Regions from separate parts of the Mus musculus genome. Here region 2 is linked to region 1. A link is a loop called in an ENCODE intact Hi-C map of the cell type or tissue named here. Cell type or tissue: left cerebral cortex. All regions are shown on one strand.

Region 1 (8,000 bases):
AGGGGTGGCAGGGCTCACCTGTCATTTAGGATTCCAGAGGCTGAGGCAGGAAGACTGTCATGAGCTCAAGGCTAGCCTAGGCTGTGTAGCAATGATGAGGACTATACACCAAAACTCTGTCTTGAAAGCCAAACACAAAGAAAGTACGTGGAGGGTAAAAGAGTGCCTGTCAGAAAGTGCTGGGCAGGTGACCTGACCCCTGTCCTCTGCCCATGGGCATCTGAGGTAACAGACAAACATTCACTGTAAGGAGTGTAAAAATAAACAAGAAAATTCCATGTGCTCAGGGATCTTTCTCTCTTGGCAGAGGCACCAGAATACAAAATAAACTATTGCAGGTGGGACAGCCTCGACGTCGATCTTCACTGATGTCCAGCAGGGTCCCTGACAGTGTGATTGGTACATCAGAGGAGATGAAGCTGAGCAGACACCCTAGTCCTGACAGAGTGATGTGAAACCCATCTTATTCGGGCCTGGGAGGTCTCCATTAGATGGTTACTTTGGACCCAGAGCTGGCCACAGGTGCTTGAGGCTAATCAGTGACAAGGCTGACAGGTCATTTCAGGCAAAGGACCGAGTGTTTTCAGGAGACTGGGACTTAAAGGGCAGTGTCTGAAGACTTGTTTTCTGGTGATGGGGACCAAATCCGTGGCCATGTGTTTGCTAGGTAAACACTCAACGTCAGAGCGCAATTCCCAAACTCTAGCATGATCTTCACATACAGACGCCAGTAAGGGAGCACAAGAGCTAATGTGGCCAGGACTGTTAGCCCAGAACAGGAAAGAAATCTCACTTACATGGGAGATCAAGGTAAGAGGATTGTGATTTCAAGACTTGCTAGGAACAAGGAGTGAGTTCAAGACTAACCTGGGCCACTAAGTGGGATCTTGTCCCTAAATAAACAGTAAAAAAGATGGAAGGAGATGTAACCCAATACCAGATTGCTTATCCAGAATTCCATCTCTAATGTGAATAATTAATGATTATTAATAATAACGATGACAATAATAATAATAGATGAAAAAGTGAGTCTGAATACGCATCCTAGCTTCTCAGAAGTGCCTCTTACCCAGAATCCCTTGCACCTCTAGTCATCAGACCCTATCACTCCAGCTGCAGCCGGCCTTGGCTTGGAGGACCACAGCAACAATGTCAGTGGGAGATCGCTAGCCTGCATCACATCAAAGAGAAACCAGGAGGTCACAAGGGCTGAAGGAAAAGGATTTATGTTTGGCATGGCTGAAGAGAGGAAACTTCTCATTTTACTAAAGCCCGTCCCTGAGCTCCGTGACCGGGGCATTATGACAAACCTGCCCCATGCTTACACACTTGCCCTGCATGTGAGGTCTCTGTGTCTCTCCTCCCCAGCAGCAATGGCATCCACAGGCCTCCAGGGCAATGGAGCAAGGACTATGGCCCAAGAGGAAAGTGTTGTCCTGCAAGTAGATTTATGCCTTAGGCCCTGTTTAAGATTCTGCTGTGGAGATCAGATAGACTCCTACTACACAAGCTACAGGCAACTGCAAAATGCTGAGAGTGAGAGAAAGTCTTCTCCAGGAAAGAAGACACCAGTTGGTTATCCAATACCCAATGATCAGCCTTAAAACATACATACAAATGACAGACAGACTGAGGACACACACACATATATGTGTGTATATATATACATACATACATATAGATGACATGATATGATATATAATATATAATGTATACATAATATAATAGTTAACATAATTTACTATATATATCATATATGCAATAATAATTAATGCAAAAAGAGGCCATAAATATGAAAGAATGCAAGGAGAAGTATATGGGAGGGTTTGTGGGGAGAAAAGGGAAGGAGGAAATAATATAATTATATTATATCTTAAAAAATAAAATGAAAAATAGACCAGGCATTACTGGTGCACACCTTTAATCCCAGCACTTAGGTGGGTCTCTATGAGTTCAAAGTCAGCCAGGACAGCCAGGGCTACACAAAAACAAACCCTGTCTTGAAAAACAAACAAAACAAAAATCCCATGCTTTGATTTCTGTTGGCATTTGCAAGAATACCCTAACACACCGAACATACCATTTAAAGATGGGGTAGAAAAATATCATTTAGAGCCTAGGAGATGGCTTACTGGTTTAAGTGTTTACTATGGTGTTCAAGCATGAAAACTTCACTTTGAATTCTGACATACATGTACAGAGCCCCCAGCACTGGGGAGGAGACAGGAGAATCCTAGAGCTTGCTAGTCAGCCAGTTGAGCTGAAATGGTGAACTTCAGCATTAGTCACACACATACACATATGCATACACATACGCAAACACATACACATATAGACACACACATAGTCACAGACACACACAGAGACACACACACAGTCACAGACACATATAGAGGCAAACACACACACAGACACACACACACACACAGTCACAGACATACACAGAAAGACAAACACAAAGATACACACAGACATAGAAAGACACAGGCACACACACAGTCACAGACACATATAGAGGCAAACACACACACAGTCACAGACATACACAGAAAGACAAACACAAAGATACACACAGACATAGAAAGACACAGGCACACACACAGAGACACACAGGCACACACACACAGAGACACGGTCATAGATACACACAGAGACAAACACACAGACACATACACACACAGACACACAGTCACACACAGAGAGACAAAAACACAGATACACACAGACACACAGAGAGATATACACACAGAGACACTAAGTTAAAATAAAGGTGGGGTACAAATAGAAGAACATGAAATCTCTCTTTGAACGAACTTAAAAAAAAATCACACCGCAGTTTTTAATTAAGGCCAAAGAATCTGATGCAAAGAAATAAATGATCAGACATAGCTATTAAAACACAGACAAGGTGGGGATTTTTACACCGCATCACAAGTCTTTCCTCTTTGAGACACTACCTTGCTCTGGTCTCCAGACAGTCCTTCTGGAAGGAAGGGGCCCAGCAAACCCTTTGGTTTGGACCTGTTTTCCCAACCTCTGTCTTGGCACACTATCGACAGAGTACAGAGCAGTCTAATGGGACCCAGTATTGGCCCACAACAGCAACCTGGCCTGGACCTGATGGTGTGTTTTCAGCCACATAGGAACTTGGTCTTTATTCTTCAGGGTTGTGAATCTGGCACCGGAGACTGGTAAAGGAGCTTGGTGGAAAGCCCAAACAAACTATAAGGAAATCCTGCATTCTGCAACAAAAGGCGTGAAAGTGGAGTCAAGGCCTCCCTGCCTTTGTCTCCTCTGCCAGGATAGGAGCTGTTGCCTTGGGAGGAAGATAACATGAAAGAGGCTGTAATTGCAGGGCAAGACTCCAGGGTCTGAGAAAACAGGACAAGAAATATCAAGGAAAGAGGGTTCTATGTGCTTTCAGCCGAGCCAGGGAGGGGAAAATTAAAAGAGCAACCCTTTTTTGAACTTGAACTTTGTGGGTGGGGTGGGGGTGGGGGTGAGAACACATACCAGCAAGAAGAGAACATTTTCAGGAAAAACATGAGGGCGGAGAGAAAAAAGACAGGATGATGTCATGTCAGCCAAAGGAACCAGGGAGGAGCGTGTGTTTTTATAAACATACTTTACGCAACAGAGGAGGGCATGAGCTTGAACCAAGGGAAAGTACACCAGTGGGGAACAGAAAAGGAGCTGGAAGCCAAAGGGCTTTACCTTATCTGAGCTCTCAAAACACTTTAAAAAAGAAGAAGAAGAAAAAAAGAAAATCCCATTCCAGGAGGAAGAAAGACAGGAGCGAGGGAATGCAGGCGTGAGAGGGGTGGCGAGGAATGTCTTCCGAGGTACTTAAAATCTGCAAATGAGAGAGCCAGACAGCCGTGTCCCACCTATTTGTGGGAAATGTCGAAGAAGATGCAGCCTTAAGAACAGAACTCTTCACAGCCACCCAGTCAGTTCAGGAAGGGCAGGGACCAGTCTCCTGTGCTCTTGCTGGGTCTCAGCAGCCCTGTGCTTGTTAAGTGCCTGTGAGCCCTTGTCACCTCTTCCTGCTGGTCTGGCTCTGCACTGGCTGGCAAATCCATACCCTGCAGTTTAGGAGGAGGTGGTGGAGGAAGAGGAGGAGGAGGAGGAGGAGATGGAGGGGGAGGAGGAAGACAGGCAGATGTGTTGGGAAATCCAAGGGATTATTAATGACCAGGTATCAAGTCAGTGACTAGATCATATCACATTTTTTTTTCAGAAATTCAGGCATCTGAGAGAGAGAGAGCGAGAGAGAGAGCGAGAGCGAGAGCGAGAGAGAGAGAGAGAGAGAGAGAGAGAGAGAGAGAGAGAGAGAGAGAACACAGAGGTCTCAAGTGTCGCCGAGCTTTGTGTGTTTTGTCTGGAGTTGCTTTTGCTGGAAGTCATCCAGGAAGCCGATCTTAGCTGTGCTGGTCATGTGACCACTCCTATAGCCGGTGGTTTTGTTGTTGTTTTGTTTTTAAGCCATTTTCCCACTCAGCCGATAATAGCACAGCTAGAAATCTAAACACCAAATCATTATTCATCTAACCCCCAATTCAGACAAAGTTTGAGAGGAAGGCCACTGTCCTTTGACATTGCAACAAGAGTCGGCTCCTTCCCTTTACTCTGCTAGGGCTGTGTGGTCCCTGGGCAAGTCCAGGACCAAGGAGGAGGGGCACAGCTCACTGCAGGGGAGGCCGACCCAGGGGGAGATGAGGATCTGCATCAAGGAGAGATCGAGGGTTTAGCAATGTCCCCATGCTTGTCCTCAAATTGTGAACGAGGCTCTTTTATCCACTGTTCCCTTCAGCTCTTGCTCCTGCACACCAGGCAGGGCATCAAGGTGTGCCCCCTGGCATCTGTCACTCACTGGAGCCCCTGACCTGCAGCATGGTTAGGGCGGGTATATTTGTTCCTTTCTCTCTCTCTCTCTCTCTCTCTCTCTCTCTCTCTCTCTCTCTCTCTCTCTCTGCTGAGCCATTGGATCAATGGCAGGCAGGAAAGAGCAAATTGTGCCAGGAAGAACGATCTCTCCCCGGCTGACTCAGCCCAGGATGGGAAGGCAGGGGGCCATCTGGCAATTGAACGCAGCCCTTGATTTTTCCCTTATGAAACAGTAACTACAGAGGTATAGTGCTGGCCTGGTTCTGAGAAGGTCACCCGGGTTGGCTTTGAAAGGCGAAGGCTCTGTGTCAACAGAGCAGTGTGATAAGCAGCAGCCATTTCTCCAGATAATGTGTCTGATCGTGTACCTCTGGGATCAGCTTTATATCTCTCTACAGATCGGTGTGTTTTTTATGACAACTGTCTCCATAGCAACCAGGTGTCCAGCTACTAAATGGATCTGAAAGCTATTCAGTCCCAGCCTGGGGGCAGGGCAGGGAGCCCCTCTCACTGCGGGTTCCTTGGAGAACCTCAGTGAGGCCGTCATGCGAGGCAAAAGACCTGGGGTTTCCTTCCCAGGCCTGGCCGGACAGAAGAATGGAATGATCGAAGTGGCTTTTGTTTATCATTTGAACCATATCCCAGCCGGTAGGGTAAACAGCCGGTCAATTAAAATGGCATGTAGCTATATGGAAGGTGTTGCAGACAGCTTGGAGATTGGAGACATAACAGCTAGCACAGGCTGAAGTAACCGAATGGCAATTATCCTGCAAAGTCCGGGGTCAGTGATTTGGGGATTAATATGTCACAACGAGAAGGAAGAGGTTCGTGAAACATTCATTCTGGTTGATCCAGGCTGAAAGACAATTGCATATGAGAAGTCATACAGGGTCACTGAAGGCTGGACAGGCAAGGGCAGAGCAGTCAACATTCCCATCTCTGTCAAGGAAAGAAAGGCTCTCTGTCCTTGGGTATCCCTGTGGCCCAGACAGAGGCTCAGGGAGGAGGAGGGGGACTGCAGAGGTGTGGCTGCAGAGGGAGCCACGGAGCTCAGTCTTCTCAAGGTGTCTTGCAGATACAGGTTCCATGGCTCTTCCCAAGGTCAGCCTTGTTAGCCTGAAACCTCTCACCTGCCTCCATCAAGTGCACCAAAACTCTGTGAGATCCCCACTTCATTGTGAGTGACAGAGGCTTCCACTGTTGTGAAGTGACGCCCTGGGGGTCATCTGCACAAGGACACCAACAGTGTGTGTGTGTGTGTGTGTGTGTGTGTGTGTGTGTGTGTCTATCTGTCTGTCTGTCTGTCTGTCAGGACAGGGAAGGGAGACACAGCTGTACCAGCAGAGACAGTGTGATACAATGGAATCCAGGAGGAAGAAACTTCAAGAAGGGCTCCTAAACAGGCTGCAAATGGTATTTGGGAGGATACACCCTTCCCAGTCATAATCTAAACCAGGGCCGGATGTGGCGGGTACAGGGCTTATAAGGGTAGCTGCAGCCTCTCTTCTGTCTCTGCTCTCTCTCCATCATCCGCTATGCCCAAGTGCAGTTCAATCATGCAGTTGGTGGGGCCCAGATCTAAGGTGTTTCTTACAGGAAGCTGCTCTCCTCAAAGGAGAGTCGGGGGTTAAGTCTGCAACTGTCAGTGTCTGGCAATAAATAAAAGGAAACCGCACTCCCCATGAATGGGGAGGAGGCAGCAGGAAGGTAATTTTTTTCTTTTTCTGTTTCTAAAGCATGAGTAAGATGCTCAATGTGTTTGAGATTATTTGGCAAATTCTTGGAGAAGGTCCCTTGTTCACTAACCAGCAGACTGTAGACCACAGTCTTCCTATCTTCCTCTTTATCCTGATCCTCCAGAGACAGGCAGGTGGGGCACATCTCTGTTTAACTATTAATGATTCATAAAACTCCCGCCCCCCCTACAAGAAGCCCTGGGCTTGTCATGTTAGTAGAAAATCCTATTTTGAGTGTGTTATGAAACAGAGGTTTTGATATGTTGCCAGATTTATGGAAGATGCTGGAATCAAGGCTCTGAGACGCTGGGGCTGGCCGAGTGGGTGTTACATAAAACTGTTCTAGGGACTCGGGTTGATCACAGGAGTTGGGGGATGTCCTGGAGGGTGAAATCAAAGACAACAATACAAAACATGAGCCAGCTGCCAAGCCCGGTGTGCTCTAAGGCTAAGCAGCAAGTCTGGGTGCAGTTTTAACCGGAGACCTGGAGACCTGCAGGCCTTTGCTGTGGCTGATCACACTCAGCCAGCCCAAGGAGTCGGGATGAAAGGCACCTTCACGGGGCCCTCAGGAGGGCAAGAGGCTCCTTGGACTGACTGCTGATTGAAATTCATACTCGCCTGCTTTCCTTCCCTGTCTCCCAGGCCTCCTCTGGGCAATGTGTAATAAAAAGGAGGAAGGTGACCTCCTCCAAGCTTCGACTCTTGTGAAATGCATCTCAGGGCTAAGGTGCATCTCAAGTCCAGGGCTGGAAGCTGATTTCTCCACACTTGGATCCAAAATTCCTTACTGGAAGCCACAGTCCTTTTCTCTTTCAGATGTCAGCTTTTGTGCAGTTTCTAAAAGGCCTGTGTCTGGCCAAGTGTCTTGTTTGTTTGTTTGTTTGTTTATTATCTTTCTCTCTCTCTCTGTGTGTGTGTGTGTGTGTGTGTGTGTCTGCAGGTGCAGATTTGTGGGAGCATATATGTATGTGTGTGCTCGTGTGTGTGCCTCTCTCTGTGTGTGCAGGTACAGATATGTATATGCCTCCCTGTGTATGTGGGTACAGATGTGTGTGTGGATATGCCTCTGTGTGTGTGTGCAGCTGCAGCTGCTTGAGGTATATGTGTCTGTGTATGTGTATACCTCTCTCTCTCTCTCTCTTTCTCTCTCTCTCTCGTGTGTGTGTGTGTGTGTGTGTGCAGGTGCAGATGTGAGGGGTATGTGTGTTAGGTATTTCACCTAATGTATGTGTGTAATAGGTATTTATTTTTGGATCAGGGGCTCCTCATGTACCTCAGGCTGGGTTTGAACTCACTACATCACTACATAGTCCATTGCTGTCAAAACCACAGCGAGCCTTCTGTCTCAGTCTCCTAAGGATTAGTATCACAGGT
Region 2 (8,000 bases), 210 kb after region 1:
GTCGTCGCAAATCCTGCCCTTTACCAGGGCTGCAGCACACTCTCCACAGTGTCTCTCTCTAACCATCTTCTCTGCTCTTTCTCTAACCCACTGCCTTTCCCCTTGACAGAGCCGGAAGGATTTGTTTTCAGATACTTCCCGAAGTTTACTCTCTGACTCGCATTCGCAAAGTAAGGAATTAGAATATAAGATATAAAAGCCAAGAGAGAAAAAAGAAACAGGAAAAGTCGGGGTGCAGAAGACCACAGGGGATGAGGTGTTCCAAGAAGGTCCTGGGGACAGCAGCTGTGAGTGCGTAGGTGGTAGAGCCTCTCCTGGAGTACCCCAGGAGCATGTGGAGGCCCATAAGCTGAGACATGATAAGCAAGGGGGCACATAGATTAAAATGAACTATGAGGGACATCGAGGGTAGGGAGAAATGTGGCAGAAACACAGAGCCCTTTATAAACCTATGTGAGGAAATGTGTGTTGCCTAGGACTATAGAGCCATTGAGATTTATGAGCAGCATCACAGGGTCTGATGCAAGTCTTTTAAAGTACCATGTTAGCTAACATGTTGAATATAGACTGGAGAATATTCTGGGATGGCACCTATAGCAATATATATCATCTCCAATAAGGAAATAAAGAATATATGTCATGGGGAATAGCAAAAAAAAAAAAACTTCATAGATACCCACTCCATAAATAGCAGGCAGGGGCAGATAAGAGGGCTGTAGAGGTGTTTGGCATCAAACCCTTATGACCTGAGTTCAATCCCCAGCAACCACATGGTGAAAGGAGAGAACCAATTCCCCCAAATAATTCTCTGACCTCCACATACAACATGGCAGGCGCACTTGCACATCCAAACAAAGGAATAAATGTAAATAATTAAAAGAAAGGTCTCTTACATTTTAAACCTTTAAACATGAGGTCAGGCAAGGTGGTGCACACTTGTAGTCTCAGCACTTGCCAATCAGAAGCAGAAGAATGCCAAGTCTAAACACAGCCTGACTACCTAACAAGGCACGACTTCACAACTCCAAGGGCTGGTCAGCGCTTGGGAGACAGAGGCAGGTGGATCTATGAGACCTCAAGGCCAGCCTGGTCTGCAGAACTAGTTCCAGGACAGCCAGGGCTATATAGTATAACCCTGTCTTAAAACAGACAGAAACAAACAGATCTAAGGGCGGGCTGGGGAGCTCCGGGTGTAGTTCAGTGGTGGCAAGTTTGGTTTTCCTGAGTGAGACTCCGATGAGGGGCAAGGGAGAGATCATAAATGGTCGTTAGGAAAACTCAGAAGCCGATGTAGAGAATTCAAGACAGTATTAAGAGTAAAAGGATGAAGCCATCCAGAAATAAGGACTGGGTTTTAAAAACAGAGCAAATCCAGAAGATCCAGACTTAAGATCAGCAGCGAGGATAAATGGGAACGCAACACCGCAAATGGCAGGAAGTAAGAGAACTGAAGGGGATCGGGGAGAAAGGGCCAAAAACAAATGATGGGCAGATGGGAGCCAAGAGTCCCCCCTCCCCCGAAACTGAAAACTGAAGCAAAGAGCAGAACAAAGTTAAAATCAAGCCACTCAGGAAAACCTTTCTGGAGAAATGTCACAAATGTACGAAAGTGCAGGCAGAAAGTAAAAATAAACACGCTGGAATGGTTTCTGGTAAAAATTTTTAGATTTCAGAGGAAAGTACGAAGCCGCCTGCATATGCAACGATGTTTGTAGGACAGATCTGGGCTAGAAATTTATAATTAGAAAAGATCCGGGGAGGCAGAAACAGGTGGATCCCTGGGAGACGGGCCAGCCCAGACTGGCCTACTTGATGGGTTCTGGGACAGTGAGAGACCCTATCTCAAAACACAAGGTGGATGGCTGAAAACTGACACATGAGGTTGACCTCTAACCTCCACATACGCCCCCAAACATATGTACATGTACATGCATATACACACACACACACATGAAGAATTCAGACGGGACATAGCAAGGAGGGCTGATATCTGTCACATATCTGGGCCTCAGCCGGGAAGTCTCAAAAGCTGGGGTAACTCCATAGCTGAGGTTTGGAGTCAACTAGATGCCTGACCTCTCAGGCATCTGGAGCCAGGACTCAGCTGACTCAGAGACCCAGCCTGCTGACCAGAGGCCTCACGTGTCTTCTCCATGTGGCTCAGCTTCCTCCCAGCACGGCCACCACACAGTGGTCAAACTTCCCTAGTGACAGAGACCAGAAGCATAGGACACAAAACTCAAAACAGAAGCCATATAGCCTCATGAGGCCCCCTGTTTCAGATATCACATAATGTCACAGTCCCCTTACTTACTGGTCAAAGTCATCTCCCATGCATGAGAAGGAGGGACAGAGACCTCATCTATTAGTGAGAGAAGAAGCAGAGCTTTGAGGGTATGTCCTGTAAATCACCAGGGACATATTCCCAGGGTTGTGGTGTTCTTGCATGTCCTGCCTGATACAGTATTGCTTACCTCCTTCATGGCACACTGCTGGTCTGTGAATGTCATGCACTCACAGCCTCCCGCTTCCCTGTAGGGGTCTCGGGGTTCTCAGTTGCTGGGGTGGACATGGAGTCTTTAGTGGGTATGATAATGGCTACTCTCTATTGCCAAATTGATGGGAGTTTTGAATTGCTTCTGAGTGTGCCTTTGAGGGCATTTCCAGAGAGGCTTCACTCAGAAGGGAAGACCCACCCTGAATGAGGGGTGGTCACCATCCCATGGGACAGGACCCCAGATGAATAAAAACAGGAAGGAGACGGAAAGCTGAGCCACAGTATTCTCTCTCTGACTCCAGACTGTGGGTGCCGAGTGAAGAGCTCCCTTCGTCACACTGTGTCCTGCCCACCACGAAGAACTGCACCTTCAAAATAGCCCTGCCAGTTGGTCTTGTCAGGTGTTTTGCCACAGCAACGGGAAAAGTAGCCAAGACAGTTTCTAAACCTGTCAGCGACCCTTCTACCGTGATGGATGGCCCACCCCTGTCTTGCAGCCTGGTTCCTGTTAAATCCCCATAGCTCTTGTCAGGACTCTTAAAAGGAACAAATGTATATTTCTGAATATTGAAAAACACAAAGGCACAAATGTTGAGTTATTAAACAAGTTCACAGTAGCTTCCTCCTCACAATGCTGCTTGATTGAAAATAATTGGGCAAAGAAAATGAATTCCAGACCAAACTGAGTAGTTGTTTTCCTATACAGAAAGAAATTTTTCTCCTCCCACCATCAAAACCCCTAAAAATGCCACTAAGACCGTTAACTAATACCCACTTGGGACAGGAATCATATGACTTTAATCTACAGACTCACACCTTTGGCCTGAGCTGGCTAGACACAGAGGGTGACAAGCTCCTAAGGACTGATAGTCCAACTCTAGAGGTTCTACGGGTCACTGACAACAAGAATTTCTCTTGGATCAACCCTGAGACTGGGCATGAAATTATACGAGAGAGAGAGAGAGAGAGAGAGAGAGAGAGAGAGAGAGAGAAGAAAAGAAAGAAAAAGAAACATAGAGGCAAACCCACATCCCAGAGGGAGGCCAAACCAAGCTAATCAAAGCAAAAGAAAGTCCAGACCCAAACCCAGATCCCACCCACAGGCTCAAATGTGATTCTGGCTGTCTGAAAGCAGTTCTCAGACAGAACCTCAGGCGATGAATCAGTTTCCTCAGACACTGAGGGGGGATAAAGCCACTGCTGCGGAGCCGGAGTGCTGGTCGAGGAGAAGCTGTGAGAATCCAGCAGAGTGGGGTGGGAGTAGGGGGTGGTGCACACAGTGAGAAAAGCCACGGTGAATCCCCAGTCTAGACAGTGAGCCCAGAATGCCCAGGGAAAAGAAGCAAAGGATAAGAATGAAAAGAACAGGTTCAGAGGAGCCAGCTGGATGCACCTCCAAAATGTGGGTGGGGGGAGGGTGGGACACGCAAGACAGCTGTGCAGTCAAAGTTGCTTAAAGTCACAGAGAAGGGGCTGGGGAGGTGGGTGGGCATCCAAAGTGCTGTCCTTGCAAGCATGGGGACTTGAGTTAGACACCCAAGAACACACATAAACAAAAGCCCTGGGTGGTAGCATATCCTGGTTATACCAGCACTGGGGAGGTAGGGGCAGAAGAGTCTGTACAGCTGTCTGCACAACCTAGCCTGATCATTCCCAGGCTCTAAGGATAAATACTACCTTAAAAAAATCCCACACCCAAAAAGGAGAGGAAATGAGGAAGTATTCGTAGGATCCAGTGAGTGGGGAGAGACTTTGGGTTGGATATACATTGATAAAGATACATTGTATACACATATGAATTATCAAAGAATAGAATTTAAAGTTCTGGTAAGTTTAAAAACTAGGGCCTAGAGAGAAGGTTCAACTAAATGAAGAGCACTGTTCTTCCAGAGGACAGTTTCTATTCCCAGCACCTACAGAACAGCTCAAAACCATTTATAGATCCATTTCCAGGGCATCTGGTGCCCTCTTCTGGCCTCTGTCAGGCACAAGTATAGTACGCAGAAATGCAGACAGGCAAAATAAAATAAATCAATAAATCAATCAATAAATAAGGTTTTTGGTTGTTTTTTTTTTAAGATTGAAATTTTAAAAGATCAAGGTGGTCAGCCTGGCCTACAGAGTGAGTTCCAGGACAGCCAGGGCTACACAGAGAAAACCTGTCTCGAAAAACCAAATAAATAAATAAATAATTGAGATGGATAGCACTTGAAGAATAACATCAACATTGTCCTCTTGGCCCCTACATGGCATGCACACACGTGCACATAGGCATACAAGATAAAAAATCATTAATAATAATAATAATAATAATAATGATAAACAGGATGAAAGCACGCATCTCTTTTTCCATCCGGAAATCAACTCACATTATAAACATAAACAACGTCTATCTACGTTCCTACAGAAGGACGATTTCCGAGCAAGTCCATACACCAAGCCATACAATGTGGGCAAGACAGCAGAGCAAAGCCTTGACATACACTGTCTAACTCAGGGAGATGGTTTTGGGATGAACAGGACTCAGAGGTTAAGGGCTGGTCCCAGTGCCTCACAGCAAGCACACTTCCAGGGCTGAGGGAAACAGCTGCCATCTGATAGCAGACCTCTCTCCTGGGACATAAGCTCTGGTACAGCAGTTTCCCTGTCTCTCTACCTAGAAAACTGGCAAATGGTTCTTCTGAGAAAAGCAATGACAAAGACAGGAAGGAGATTTGTAAGCTAGAAAATGAAGGGAGGCAGCCTTCAGGGATCACACTACCTGACATGGGGGTACAGTCCAGTGATTCCATGTCTGTGAGTGAGCAGAGGCCACAGGAAGATGGGCCCTCTTCTGCGCCAGGAAATATCAGTGCAGTGGTAGAAGCAGGTAGAAACTGAAAGGAGCCAGTGTGAGCTGAATATCAGAAGCATCTATGGGCTGGGGAGACACTCGGTATGTAAAGTGCTTGCTTCCACAAGTACAAGGACCCAAGTTGAGATCTCTAGCACCCACACAGAAGCCAGATGTGGCAGTTTATATCTATAATCCAAGTACTTGCGATAGAGACAGGAGGATCCCTGGGGTTCGCTACCTATGCAACCTGACTAAATCAGCAAGCACCCAGGTTCCCCGAGAAGCCCTGTCCGGAGGCATAAAGTGGAGAACGGTAAAAAGGTAGCCAATATCACCCTCCACATGAGAGCAGACTCTGCACCCGGGCTGCAGGATCAGGAATAACTCCAAGTTGTGTCCCGTAATGCCTCTGACTGACAGGAGCAACTGAGACCCTGGGTAATGGCTAATTACCTCCCCTGAACAGCAGGATCATTGGTCATCTTGGCTGCTACCCAAGTCCTAAAAGCTCCTGAGTCAGCACCCCTTCCTCCAGGAGGTTCCTGTGGCCTATGACCCCACAGGTGCTGGGGTTTGCGTAACAGCCCTCCTGACATAATGAGAACCTGGGAAACAAGTCTTTTCTTGGTCGTCTGAAATCACTGGAAGCCACCCGAATGGTTACATGGACACTCTAAGTCAGCATCTTAGTCACGCAAGGTAGCTCAGGGACGGCTGGGGGAGTTTGTTTTCACTTCCCTGAGACTAGGAGGCACATGTGTAAACACAGGTCTGAAAGAGCCCTTGTTCCTAGTCTGTGCGTCCCATCTTCCTGCTCAGCCTCTGCATGTCTGCTGCCAACACCCAGGGCTCCGGTTGCAGCTCCTTACAGTATGAAATGGCCCTGGGGACTGAGGCCAGGGCAGGAGGCCACTATCAAATCTGGAAGGCTGACCCTGGTCCCAGATGCAGGTTATTTTTACAACAGCCTCTGACCCCAGACACCCTGCCAACTCCTCTTACATACCCTCCTCCTCCTCCTCACACTCTGCTCCCACCTGTGGGCTCTCTGTCACTGTCAGCCTCTGGGTGTCTAGTATCCTTCACACCAGACTCCCTGTCCCTCAGTTGCTCAGTGCTGAAAGTCGGATGGTACGATGAGCATGGGATGTTCTCTTGACCTCTGTGGAATCTCGACAGTGGATGTGGGCACCAATCCGGAAAAGTCCCCGGGGGCCACCACTAGAGACTCCGGATCGATGGTTTCTGGGGAAAGAGCTGTGTGCAAGCATTTTAGACTTTGGCCCATTTAGCATTTCAAAATCCTGAAATGTGGCTCTACGGAATTCCCAGTGCTGAGATCATCGCCCAGCACCTCAGAGAGGGTCTATGTTTAGAGGGGGGGGGGGGTCTTCAACTCAATGACTAAGTTAAAATGAGGTCATTAGGGTAGGTCTCCTGTCTATGTAAATGTGGTAGGGACCCTTATTTGAAGAGATTCAAGACAGGGATGTGCTTTAGGTTCTTGGTTCCATCCCCAGTACAGAGAGAAAGTGGAGGTAGAGAATTAGACATTCACAAAGAGGGACAACCATCTACAGTCACAGGAGCCAAGGAGATAGGTCTCAGAAAAAAAATCAATCCTACTAGAACTCCAAGATGTCCCGACAGGCAAAAGCAACTGATGGAACCTATGGTGTAATCAGTCAACCCCCAAGTTGTCCCCTGACCTCTACCCGTGTGCAGCGGCACACATGCCCACACTTGAACATGTGACAATCATCCAGTAATAATAATAAATAATAATAATAATAAATTCAATTAAAAATTCTCAGAAAATAAAAACAAGCTTTCTCTTATAGTTTGGATATGGATACATCCCCACAGGGCTTATAAGTTTGAATACTTGGTCCCAGCTGGCGGCACTACTGTAGGAGACCCTTTAGGATGTGTGGTCTAGCTGACAGGTGAAGGGCCAGAGATAGAAGGCAAGATGCCTAAAGGCTGCATTTGCTTCCAGCCTCTTTCTGATTCCTGATCCACCAAGACAGAACAAGCAACCTCACTGAGCTCCTGCCACCAGTGAATGGAGCCAAATCCTTTCCCACTATGACAAACTACATATTCCCTTAAGTTGTGAGACAGAGACATTCCCCTGGCCCTCTGTCACTTTCTTCTACCAGATATTTGGACACAACAATGAGAAAAAGTAATGAATATACCTGTGACCTCTCTACCCCAGACTTCAGCTTCCAGGACACAGGGTGTCTCTGGCTCTGGGTGGTGACAGGACACCTGTCCTGAAAGTGAGAACACTGTGTATTATTGTCCCCTCCCTCCTTCCAGGTCTCTCCCGGTGGTTTGCCCGCTTTTATGATTTCTAACAGATAAGCAGTGTTGTGCCCTGCACTCTCCTTTCTATCTTTTAATCAGAAAATGAAGACCATCAGGGTGGTCTGTGCTTGATGGAGATCACCACCCACACAGCTTTATGCAGACCCCACCTCTGAGCCTGATTGCTCTTTTTGGACCCTGACTCCATAAGGAGTACCTTCTTCCTATTCTGCTTCTCCATCCTCTCGGCAGCTGGCAAGACTTCCAGCAAGCTTGCCCTGTTTTTCTTTCAAAACTGCAATAAAATGGTCCTCAAGCTTCAAAAAAAAAAAAAAAAAAAAAAAAAAAAAGACA

The links. Peaks named below come from ENCODE experiments on the same cell type or tissue, not always from the same donor. Only the 100,000 strongest peaks of a DNase experiment are listed, where the experiment ranks them.
Region 2: a loop joins it to region 1, with 2.0 times the contacts of the local background. A loop is called at or near these places in 3 of 42 quality-filtered maps.

The regions. Positions count from the first base shown.
Region 1 is chr8:126,656,533-126,664,532 of GRCm38, forward strand. No RefSeq gene overlaps it. Among named protein-coding and RNA genes, the nearest start is that of Gm31546, 64 kb to the left of the region's middle. In left cerebral cortex, a CTCF peak has its summit at 1,377; DNase peaks (open chromatin) are centred at 3,153, 3,524, 3,985, 4,542 and 5 more places; H3K27ac peaks cover 3,043 bases.
Region 2 is chr8:126,870,614-126,878,613 of GRCm38, forward strand. All of the region lies in intron 1 of Gm31718 (a long non-coding RNA gene), which reads right to left. Among named protein-coding and RNA genes, the nearest start is that of A630001O12Rik, 26 kb to the left of the region's middle. In left cerebral cortex, a CTCF peak has its summit at 4,460 (motif pointing left); DNase peaks (open chromatin) are centred at 1,710, 2,129, 2,798, 3,698 and 2 more places; H3K27ac peaks cover 1,710 bases.